Regions from separate parts of the Homo sapiens genome. Here region 2 is linked to region 1. Evidence: chromatin contacts called from ENCODE Hi-C data. All regions are on one chromosome and are shown on one strand. The core of a region is the stretch at or near the end of the contact, and the rest is flanking DNA. Distances in the headings are between cores, read along the strand shown. Region 1 holds the start of HAPLN1 (hyaluronan and proteoglycan link protein 1). Region 2 has its middle 120 kb from the start of HAPLN1.

What was found. A loop is a pair of places that touch in the nucleus more often than their neighbours do. Pooled maps may share reads with other maps.
Region 2: a loop to region 1 is called in a pooled map, with 4 times the contacts of the local background. The contact joins the enhancer-like site here to the promoter of HAPLN1 in region 1. A Hi-C loop is called at or near these places in 1 of 168 maps with a recorded cell type or tissue (Caco-2), 2 of 37 single-sample maps with no recorded cell type and 3 of 50 pooled maps.

What each region holds. Positions count from the first base shown.
Region 1 is chr5:83,718,985-83,725,221 of GRCh38, reverse strand. It overlaps HAPLN1 (hyaluronan and proteoglycan link protein 1), which reads left to right and starts at 4,367. Exons shown (of 5, transcript NM_001884.4): 1 at 4,367-4,433. RefSeq lists a silencer at 2,723-2,782.
Region 2 is chr5:83,841,549-83,847,886 of GRCh38, reverse strand. No RefSeq gene overlaps it. Among named protein-coding and RNA genes, the nearest start is that of HAPLN1, 120 kb to the right of the region's middle. Within about 2 kb of position 3,131, at least 3 of the 41 ENCODE cell types and tissues checked have a DNase peak (open chromatin) inside an H3K27ac peak, as active enhancers do.

The DNA.
Region 1 (6,237 bases), core at 3,118-5,617:
TTTCCTCCCCCCAGTACCTCCAAAGTGCACGAAGCTGAACCTTTATCCTAGCAGATGTTCAATCAGATATAATGTCAGCCTGAGGCAAAAATTCCAGGAAACAAGTGCTCAGAGGGAAGCAATTCTCTGGAATTTAGTGGATAACAGCAGCCTCTTTTGGAGTTTGAAGAGGAGATGAATTTAGATAATCCCCTTTTGAATATAAATGTATATTTTGTTACGAGTGTAATATGCCAGCAGGCATACTATTCTGCTTGGGAATTTATTACATATTAAATATTCATGATATTGCAGATCAATATTTTTTTAAAAGTTGAAAATGTTCCTGCTACACTTATGCTACACACATATTCAAATTTGTATAAGGTGAAACCAGCTGAAATTGCTTTTTGGTAGGTCAAAAAAGGTTGAATATTCCATTTTATCTGGTTCAACCTAATTACTCAAATTGTGTTACAATTAGCAAAAGAATGCAAAGTTACATTTTATAACACCATTTTTTAACCTGTTTTTCATTCTTATAAAATACTGTTGTATTACATTAAACATCATTTCAAAATATGCTGTATATATTATATATAGAATATTTTGATATATAATTTTATATAATATAAATACATCAGCATATTTTGAAATAATATTGTTTAACATCAGATTATTTAATAAGAATGAGAAATAGTTCAAAATATATTATTGAAAAATAAAAAAAAGTTTGGTTTTTCTTGAAACTTAAAAAAATGGCTTATTTGCCTTCTCTAAATTAAAAAAGCAAATAAAACAAACCTCAATATGCTATGTGTTAGGGAAAAAAAAAACTTTAGCAAAACTAAATTTAAAAGAGTTTGATTAAGCAAAGAACAATTCCAACAGTCTCCAGAGGCAGAGCAGGCTCAGAAACTCCAACACAGCCACGTGGTAGAAGGTTTATGGGCAGAAAAAGGAAAGTGAGGTACAGAAACCCCCGGACTGGTTATAGCTCCACCTTTGCCTTATTTGAACAGGGTTTGAACAGTTGGCCACATGTGATTGGCCAAAGCTCAGTGTTGCCACAAGAGCAGGCTACAGTCTGTTTACAATTCCATTCAGGTTATAGTTCACAATGTACAGAGAAACCTTTAGGCCAAACTTAAAATATGTAAGAAGACAGCTTTAGGCTAACCTTGATTTAACAAAGGAAAGATTTGAATTTCCACATGACTTACTAATGTTAATAAATACAGGAAATCTTCAAATACAGAATACTTTTTTGATATGGTTTTCTTTAAGAAGATATTTTGGTCTTCAAAAATTATTTTTACAATTTATATCTTTGTAAAATATTTAGTCATGAAAATAGAGTTGTATTTATTCCTGCATTTACTTGATTTGATTTTTTACCATGGCTTATTATAATGCCTGTGCCCTGATGAAAAACTATAAGGGCTAATCAAAGTAATGTATGCCTCCATAAAGCACAATTTGGCTGAACATTAATTAACTGAACATAAAAATCTTTTTAAAAGACTCTTAAAGCTAATTCCAATGTAAATTTAAATAACTAGAAAACCATGTGAACCCCAAAACGAATGGAAAAATGTATATAACGTCAATTAAATTAAGCCTGAATAACACTTCAAATACACACTATTGATAGGTTAAATATTTGTGATTAAAAAGACTGGGGATCTTTAACAAAGACTAGTAAGGAGGCAATGGGGAAGGGAAGGCTGGAAATAGGGGAGGATCAGGAGGGACAGGATGACTCAGAGGTAAGTACCTGTCATTATTTCTGGAAGTCTATCTCAATAGTTGCGGCTATACCTGAGATTGAAAAAAAATCTAGTGTAGCTCACCATGGTGTGACTAAGTTGCAAAATAGATTGTCTTGGGTGGTTATTAAACAATTTCAGAAGAGAATACATTAAATTATCTTAATGTTGTGCCGGAATAAGTGTATAGAGCAGACCACAAAATAGGGGAACAAGTGCCAGCCATGAGCCAGCTGATTTGATTTACGCTCCAGGCAATCGCCAGAAATTAGGTTGTTAAGCTGAGGGAACAAGATCGGTATTTAAACTGTCTTTATATGATATCATAGCCACACACCACCAGCCTTACCACCTTTATGGTGCTTTAATATAAAAATTGGATATTTGTTTATAAGTCTAATTCGTTTATGTTCTTTAAAATACACACCACCCTGAACGTTTACAAGAAATATGAATAGCATAAAAACCCTTTGCATAGTTGAAAAGCCGAGATGTATCTTATTTTTATTGGCAGTTAATGTAGAGGCCTATATAACAGCTGCCTCAATAGCCACTAGATTAGGGACATAAAACTGCAAAACCTGTTCCCTGTGCGGGAGGGGAAACAGAAAAATAAGAGAAGCGCCCTCACCCAGGTTTTGGAATTCCAAGAAAGGTGTTGAACGCCTGATGAAGAATTCATTTTGAATATAACTGTCTTCATTTAGGGAGGGTGTGTGAGTGTTCCGTTTGTCTTTGAAATGAAACCTTTCCAAGAGGCACGTGTTGATTTACCAAAGACAGAATGGCAAGGGGGAGCCCAGAGGCAAGAACTGGTGAAATCTCTCAGAAGACGCGGGAAGAAGCCTTTTTTCCCCTGCAATCTCTCCCGCCTCTCTCCAGAGTCCAGGAGGAGGCAGTCCCCGTGGCTTAGGCTTTATCTTTAAGACAATAGCGCCGCTCGCCGCCACCCGCGCGACTCGGATCGGGCATCCCGGCGGCCGCACCCCGCGCGCTGGCTCATCTGCACACCGGCCACCTGCATTGTCGGCCAGAGCCCCCGTCCCGGCGGCTTCCCCAGCAGCTTGGCTGCCCCTCAGGTCCTCCCATCCCACCTTGCACCTCCAGGACGCCCTGGACCCGCCCATCCTCCTGCCCCACTAGCTCATCGACTTACGACTCCCTCAGTCCCTACGGCCCACGGAACCCTCTCCCCAACCCGCGCCACAGCCCGAGCGGCGGCGGCGGCCTTAAGAAGCCCGCAGTCCCGCCCGCGCCGCCCCGCCGGGGCCGGAGGTTGGAGCCGGGAGCACGGCCGCGAATCCCCGCACGTCCCCAGCGCTCCGCGACACCGGGCCCTGCTCGCTGCAACTCGGGGACGGCCTGCGTCTCGCCTCCACCCTGGCCGCGGGCCCCTCGAGCTTGTTTGCTTGTCCTCAGTCCCAGGGCCAGCCCCGCTCCCTCCTCCCGGCTGCTCCAACAGCCGTTTGCTTCCTGCGGTGTGTTTCTTTTTTCCCCTTCCTAGACTCCATCAAAGGTGGCTCTGTTATTGAAATATGAAGCCATTTCCTCTCCAAAACCCTTGGTTACTCAAGGCGGGAATCAATGGACCTATATACTCTCCCAGAAGTTATAAATAAACGTCTATTTGTTCAGGAGGCGTTTTCCCGCGTGTCCCAGCATCTTCCCCACTGGTTATTTCAGGGGTGTGTGTGTCTGTGTGTGTGTGTGTGTGTGTGTGTGTGTGTGTGTGTGCGCGCGCGCGCCCTGTGCCCATCTGGTTCTAATCCTGGTTATGGATCCACAACCCAACCCCACCCATCCCGTCTCCCCCTCGCATTCCTCGTTCTATAAATAAATCCAGGTTCTTTGAGCTCTGTCATCCAAGGATACAATAGCAGTTGTTTGTTAAGAGAAATTTAAACTCAACACCAATACTGAGTCCAGTAAACCAGAAAATATGCTTCTGGTGATTTGGGTGGAAGGCCATCTCCAGTTTAAGAAGCTTTATGTGCCACTATCATCATTGTCTGTTATCCTTGATCTCCTTTGGTGAGGGGAAGGCGGGAAAGAGAGGACCTCTCCGACCCTTGGATTTTTCTTTTAAGCAGAGGCTAATAAAACAAAGCGCAAACTGACTGTCCTGAGGAGTCTGCTCACACCGCTGCCCCGCAGATCATTCCACAGACCCCTTGTCCCATCCCTTCTGGACAGACCCAGGACTGATGAGGGTTCGGGTTCGGGAGGTGTGGTGTGGTGGGGGCTTGTGTGGCTGTAGCGGCCGGCTTTCCTAAACCCCAGAGCGGGATACTCGGGATCTGAGCAGAGGGGAAAGTCATCTAAGAGGCTGCTGCTTTACAAGGTCTGGGCACAGAGCTGCCCCTCCCTTCCTCCCTGAAGTTTGCATGAAGTGCACATTAGGCTGTAATTAGGGGATTTGGGAGGAGAACTTTCCTGGTGACGCTTTGCTTTTCTTCTGCTCTTGGTGAGAAAGTGCCTCCTTCTTCCCAGGATCAGGACCTCTGCCATCCAGCGCCACAAAGAGACATTCTGCACACACACTCACACACGCACACACACACACACTCTCACACTCGCCCAGAGACAAACTTAAGGTGAGGAGAAAGAGCGCTAGCTTCACTTGATCTCCAGCTTCCAACTTAAGCAGAACTTGAGAGCATCCGAACTCCTGGATTTCAGGACAAGGTAAAACTTGCAAATTGTTTCCCCCTCTTTTGGTTATACCTTTGTGCCTTTAAGATTTCAGAGGGCAATACACATGCAATGTATATATACATTAAACAAATTTTATTCTTTTCTTTTGAGTTTAGTTTTCATTTGAATTTAATATGACACCTCAACTTTTAAAAAAGTTTCATATTGTCGGATAAAATATTTCACTACAATAAACAGGCTCAGTCTAAAAATGGAGAAAGAATTAACTCTAGTATCTTAGCTTCTGCTAGTGCTCCTGTAAATCTGGTAGGGTCATGGTTTCCAAGTGGTGACTTTTCTATCTGTATCTCAACAACCATTTTTATAGCACCTGAGATGAAACAAGGATAGTATAGGCTGAAGGGAAAGGTGAGGAATGGGAATGTCCAGCCAGGCTTATGAATTTTGTTTCAGAGAATATATAGGGTTATGTGAAAAAGAAAGTTACTTTAGGCATAGGTAATACCTGTTAGATTAATAATCTTAGAAATGTTGCCATTTTTGGCCCAGGCTTCCTTCTCCAGCTAATTATGAACTTAAGATCATAGAATGATGATGCATTTCATATATACAATGATGTTGATGGATAATTTGAATGCACTGAAGAGAATTTATAGTCATAGTTAAGATTACTGTTAAAAGTTGCTTAAAGAAATTATTTGTATGTTGAGACTGTTCCCCACCAAAAACAAACCTAAACTTGTTTGGGCTTCGATTAAGTAGTTTTCTTCCATTGAATGTGACTGTTGTGTTCAAAATAAGATGGCTTATTAATTTGAGAATAAGTTGCTTTATTTTCATTTATCACTGGAAAAATACACACAGTGGCCAGTACATTTGGGAATTTTTAGGGTGGAAAGTGTTCCTGTACATGTTCCAGTGTGATGTCATAAAATCAAACATACTGGCTGGCTTCTTGGAAGCTAATAGTTCTTAAGAAATTAAGGCTGTGGATTGATTTCTAAATGAATGTAATATTTATTCATTACAATTGTAGTTTCTGGTAACTATTTCTATGTGATTATTTCTGTGTACTAAATTTGCAGAGATTTTATACACATTTCAGTCATTTCAGTATTTTAATGGAATGGGAATATTGTTCTATCAAAAGTATATCATAGTAGTTATCTTTGGAGAATTTTTAATGTGATATGATTCATAATTCTTATATCAGTTAACAAATTCCATTTACCTACAAAAATGAAAGTTTCTCTTCCATTCAGTAAAATATAATGTATACCAAAGGACTCTTCAGATATTAGCTTTAGTCTTTAGTCACTTTTATACCACCCATTTTAAAAAATTTAATTGTTTCAGCTAAGAAATGAATTTATACTTTTGTTGATGACCTCTTCCACTAAATTGGAAACAGCTTAAAAACAGAACTAGATAAGAAGTAATTTTACTTAAGGCTAATTAAATGAACAAGAGATAACCAACAACCTCAACAGACCACTGCTCTACAGGAGGAATGTACCCAGAGGCCAGTATTCTCGACAGGAATGCCTTATGGGCCTGGGCTTTCTATGAGAAACAAGAAGGTGGGGAAACATTATGTACTTATTTATAAAATGAGCCATTTATTTTCAGCAAGGCCCTGTCTCTCAGAGGAATGACTGACACTGTAATTTAGAAGTACTGAAGAGACTTTCACAGAGAAGAATCAATTCATTATATCCCTAGTGGTTTCACTTCCTTTTCCTTCCTTTGGGAGCAAGTAACACATCCAGGATAAATACATTCAGAGTACACAGAAAGATACTTTATGAGTAAACGGTCTACTAAACAATCCTGC
Region 2 (6,338 bases), core at 1,882-4,381, 120 kb before region 1:
ATACTTGCAATGCTACCTTGCTTGGGATTGTGGAAGTGATAGAGGGTGCCATGTGGATATCTGGAGGAAGGATGTACTGGGCAAAGGCACAAAACAAATACAAAGGCTTCAGGGCAGAAGCTAGTCAGGAGAGTCAGAGAAACCAAAGGGAAGCCAGTGTGGCTTATGCTGGGTAAGGAAGTGGGAGAATTGTATGAAATAAAGCAAGAGATGCACCTTGTAAGCCATTTAAAGTACTTTGCCTTTTTCTGAGTAAAATGGGAGGATATTGGAGGAATTTAAGTTGACAAGTTACTTAATCTCACTTACATTTTAATAGAGTCACCTGCTGTTTAGAGAATACATTGAAAGGGGGCAAGAGAGCAAATAGACTTATTAAAAGGCTATGTTAAGAGTCTGGTTAAGAATGATTGTGGCAATGGACTGTGAAACCTAAGCTGCTGCATAAGGGGGAAAATGAGGGCATCAATGTGGAGGTAGACAATGAAAAATATGATAGAATCAATAGAATGAAGACCTCACTGGGTGAAAGGTCTGGTAGAGTAAGGACGTTAGAGGGAGTGACTGAGAAAAATAGGAACTATAGGTCTGAGGGCAGGAAGCTTAAAATGCACATTATAAAAGACATGCAGTCATTGATGATGACAAGATCTAGATGTCATTTATAATGACAGGAAAAGAGACCTGAGGTACAGTAGAGGGTAAGGTCATTGAGACTGAGAGGCCAAGGTAATAAAAGCTTCATCTACATGCACATCGATATCCCCCTAAATTATGACCACACTGACATTAGAGAATATGCTAGTGAACCAGGAGCTCAATTCTTCCAGAAGTGATGGGGAGGGACTCAGGTCAGTGTAAAAGACTGCAACAAGGAGGGTTACAGTCCTCCCTATTCAACTGTAGAACATGTATTTCTTGAGATATTCTTATTTTATCTCATACAGAATAACTATGAAAAAGTGTCATAATTAGCACAATTTAGGGTCATGGTTACAAGAGCTGACTCCTGGAGCCAGACAGGCTGGGCTCAGATGTCATTTGCTATTTACCAGCTGGGTGACCTAAGGCAAAATGTTTTATCTCATCTGCAAATTAGAGATGATGAAAGGGCCTCCCTCGCAAGGTTGTTGTGAGTCTTATTTGAGATAATATATGTAAAGCACATAGACCAGTGCCTGGCACAGACTAAGTACCATGTAAGTGTTTGCCATTAATAATGTCATATTCTTCACTTGGGTATCACAGGGCATGTCAAGGAAATACTCACCACATGCATTATAAGTTGGTTGGAGAGAAAATTAGTAGAGAGCAATTTGTCAATGCCTTTACAAAGCAATTTTGTCTCTAGGTATTTATCCTTTGGTCACACACCTTTATAAAATGTCATGTATACAAAACTATTACTGTTACATGATTATAATAGTAATAAGTTTGGGGAAATATACATCTGTAGACTGTATTCTTATGCAGCTCTTAAAAAAATGCCAACAACAAATGTACTAGCTTCATGGGACATTCTCCAGGATGTATTATTAGGTGAAAAAAAATCAAGTGCAGGACAATGTATATACTTTTGTGGCATTTGATACATACATATATATTTCTCTAAATGGATGTGTATAAGTGAATGTAGTATTTTTGAAAAGTTACGCGGGAAGTCTCTAGTGGCCTCTCATGAGGAAAGCTGGGTGACTAGGAGACAAGGGTAAGAGAAGCCTTACTTCTAAGTTTATATTTTGTACTGCATATATGTATATATGTTAAAAAAAATAGTGTTTTTTGGTATGTGTGTGTCTGTGTTTTTTTTTTTTTTTTTTGAGACAGAGTCTTGCACTGTCATCCAGGCTAGAGTGCAGTGGCATGATCTCGGCTCATTGAAACCTCCACCTCCTGGATTCAAGCGATTCTCCTGCCTCAACCTCTCAAGTAGCTGGGATTACTGGAGCCTGCCACCACGCCCAGCTAATATTTTGTATTTTTAGTAGAGATATGGTTTCGCCATGTTGGCCAGGCTGGTCTTGAACTCCTGACCTCGTGATTTGCCCGCCTCGGCCTCCCAAAGTGCTGGGATTACAGGCGTGAGCCACTGCGCCCGGCCAAAATAGTGTTTTAAAAATAAGTCTAGATAGTATAACTTTAATTTTATATTAAGAGCAAATTATTTCAGCGAGTATTTCTTGACTCCCTAACTGTATACCAGGTCCATGGTGGGTACTCCCAGAGAGTCCAGGGAAGAAGAACACGAGTCCTTCTCCTTAGGCACCTGCTGGGGAGAGAAGATGCACCCACACGAAAAACTAGAGAATAATACCAGAAGTGTGTCGTTGAACATAGTCAAAGGTTCTAAAGTGGTTAAGAGGCTGGCAACTCTGTTTCTACTTGGCACTTTCAGAATGGAAACTAGATCTGGTTATATATTTAATTTATTGGGGATCTTTCATGAAAAAGATCAGTATCTTAAATATATTTGTTTAATTTAAAACAACAAAACAAAAAATAACTCTCAAAATTATCCTTCGTATTACAGCAGTACAAAAATAATACACCAAACCGTCTTTATTCTAGCTGCTTTCTAGTACCACTGGAACTAAAATACTCTATTTATTTAAACCCAAATTTAGCATGAGGTGACTGGGCAGCTCAGGACACTGCAATAAAATGTAATTGGCATTTTGATCCATGGCTGTTGATGAGAACGTAGGACGTTGGTATTTCCAAAAAATCTAAGTCCATGACACACATGGAAAAAAATACAAGTAAGAAGAAGTAATTGAGATTCTGAAAGGAGACTTCGAGAATTACCTACAAATAGATACTGACCTTTTTTTTTTCCTTATCCTTAATCCCCTTCTAACTGAATATCACTGCGATGTGTTGGAAGAGCAGGCACGGCTTCTGTGCTACAGGCTATAGCTGGTGTGTGAACACAGCACAGTTTCTAATCCTGTACCAAATATAAAATTAACTTAAAAATGACTTTCTGTTTCAGTTTGTTTGCTCATAAGGTACAAGGCACTGATAGATATTTGAGGAAAATGAAAGCAATAGGCTCAAAGTAGTTCAACTGAGAAAAATAACTGCTTTGTAAGACAGGCATTTCTGAGAAACCTCTAACCTCAGCCCTCCAGCCTTAGCCCCACCTTCCCTCTGAAGTCATACATTAAGGGGAATGTGCTGTGTTGAGCAATGCCGCACCACACACGGGCTGCCTACCAGGGGAAGGTTGTTTCCATGCCAGAAGGATTCCAAAGAAATACATTGAGCTTGAGGTTAATTCTGGAGTCAAACTCTTGCCCAGAGAGGGCCCCTGTGGTTTGGAAAGCCCACGAGACCCATCAGAGTAATTTGGCGACTGAGGCTTTGGGTTCACTCTAGGACAGAGGCAAGAACTACTTTGGCTAAACAGTCTTGGGCCAACTAATGCCGTCTTCAAGTCAAAGCCAAAACCTACCTGGTTTCTCAGGAGTCTTTCTGAGAGTTCCCAATAACCCCTGTACTGCCATGAGTGAGGCCGGTAATGTGCTGAGTGTGGAACCCTGAGGCAATGAGAGTGAGATCGGGGAGCAGTTTGAGAGGATATCACACCCCAGTAAGGAAGGTCAGGGCTAGATTTGCCATGTGCCCCAACATTTTCAGGATGGATTTAGCTTTCAGAATACTTATGACAGCATCAGACTTCAGATTACCCCATCCCCACCCCACATCTACATGTGGGTCTGACCTAGCTGATGAGCCTTTTGCCTAAATCTCTCCTTCTCATTCATAATCCCTGTTAAGACCAAAATGATCCCTATCTTAGTTACTTCATAGAGTTTCTGGCAGTACCTTTTTGTTGGGCTGGTTCCAGCTTTATGTATCCTTTATACAGGATAGCTTTGTCCTTTTTTTGCTCTGTTCAGACGTCCTCCAAACGACGGGTGTTTCAACAGTAACCTGGATACATTTTAAATTTAGGAGGCCAAAGTGGGTGGATCACCTGAGGTCAGGAGTTTGAGACCAGCCTGGCCAACATGGTGAAACGCTGTTTCTACTAAAAATACAGAAATTAGACGGGCATGGTGGTGCATGCCTATAATCCCAGCTCCTCAAAAGGCTGAGGCAGGAGAATGGCTTGAACCCGGGAGGCGGAGGTTGCAGTGAGCCAAGATCACGCCACTGCATCCAGCCTGGGCAACAGAGCAAGACTCCATCTCAAAAAAATAAAAAATAAATAAATAAATAAATAAAATTTTTGTGTCAGGCAGAGTTAGTGATTTAGGCAGTGGTTCTGCCTGAGGCTTAATCTGTCCCAACACCTGCTACTCTAAGCTGCTCTCTACTAGATCCATTACCTAACTCAAAGCTTCCAGGGAACCTGATTGCCTGAGAAGCCCTATTTACAATACGTTATTGAAATGTACCTTGACTAAGAGTGCCTGGGGGCTTGGTCCTATATAGGCCTCATATGCACCATGACATCTCAGACACACTGAAATCAGATGACTTCTAAATGAAAAGAAAAAACAGGAATAATGTCATAGGTCCACCTTGACAAATGCTGCTATAAGATAAGCATTCACCTTCTCATTCAATGGGTATAATTCTAAGGGTGACTAAAATTACAAGCACACTTTGGAGTTATTGCAGGTCCATTCCAGACCCCTGCAATAAAACAAATATCACAATAAAGTGAGTCACACCATTTTTTTGGTGTCCCAGTGCATATAAAAGTCGTGTTTAAAATATACTGCAGTCTATTAAGTGTTTAATGGTATTATATCTAAAAAAAATGCGTATCTTAATTAAAAATACTTTATTGCTAAAAAATGCTATCATCTGTACCTTCAGTGAGTGATATTTTTTTTGCTGGTGGAGGGTCTTGCCTCATTGTTGATGGCAGCTGACTTATCAGGGTGATGACTGGTGAAGATTGGGGTGGCTGTAACAATTTCTTTCTTATTTGAAGAGACATAGTCTCTCTCTGTGGCCCAGGCTGGAGTGTAGTGGCATGATTATAGCTCACTGCAGTGTCAAACTCCTGGGCTCAAGGAATCCTCCTGCCTCAGCATCCCAAGTAGCTACAGTACAAACACCACCATGCCTAGCTAATTGTTCTTATTTTTTAATTTTTTTGTAGCACCTGGGTCTCACTATTTTGTCCAGACCAATCTTGAACTCCTGGCCTCAAGTGATCCTCCCCTGCCTTCGCTTCCCAAAGAGCTGGGATTACAGGCATGAGCCAACATGCTCAGCCTCAATTTCTTAAAATAAGGTCACAGTGAAGTTTGCCACATTGATTAACTCTTCCTTTCTTGAACTTTTTCTCTGTAGCATGTGATGCCATTTGATAGTATTTTACCCACAGTAAAATTTCTTTCAGTATTAAAGTCGATCCTTTTAAACCCTCTCACTGCTTTGTCAACTAAGTTTGTGGAATATTCTAAATCCTTTATCGCCATTTCAACAATGCTCACAGCAGCTTCACTAGGAGAAGTTTCCATCACAAGAAACCACTCTCTTTGCTATTTGCTAAGAAGCAACTCCTCATCCATTCAAGTTTTATCAGGAGATCGCAACAATCCAGTCACATTTTTAAGCTCCACTTCTAATTCTAGTTTTCTTGTTATTTCCACCACATCTGCAGTGACTTCCTCTACTAAAGTTTTGAATCCCTCAAAGTCATCCACGAGGGTTGGAATCAGTTTCTTCCAAAATTCTGTTAATGTTGATATTTTGACCTCTTCCCATGAATCACAAATGTCCTTAGTAGCATCTACAATGGTGAATCCTTTCCAGAAGATTTTCAATTAACTTTGCCCAGATCCACAGAGGAATCACTACCTATGGCAGCTATAGCTTTACAAAATGTATTTCTTAAATAATAAGACTTAAAAGTTGAAATGGCTTCTTGATCCATGGGCTATAGAATGGATGTTCTGTTAGCAGGTATAAAAACATTAATGTCCTTGTACATCTCCATTGGAGCTCTTGGGTGACCAGATGCGCTGTCAATGAGCAGTAATATTTTGAAATGATTTTTTTTTTCTCAGCAGTAGCTCTCAACAGTAGGTTTAATATAATCAGTAACCCAAGCTGTAAACAGATGTGCTCTCATCCAAGCTTTGTTGTTCCACTTATAGAGCAAAGACAGAATAAATTTAGCATAATTCTCAAGGGACATAGGGTTTTTGGAAAGGTAAATGAGCATTGGCTTCCACTTGTAAGTCACCAGCTGCATGAGCACCTAAAAAAAAGATTCATCTTGTCCTTTGACGCTTTAAAGCCAAGTGTTGACTTCACCTCTGTAGACATGAAAGTTGGCGGGCGCCTGTAGTCCCAGCTACTCGGGGGGCTGA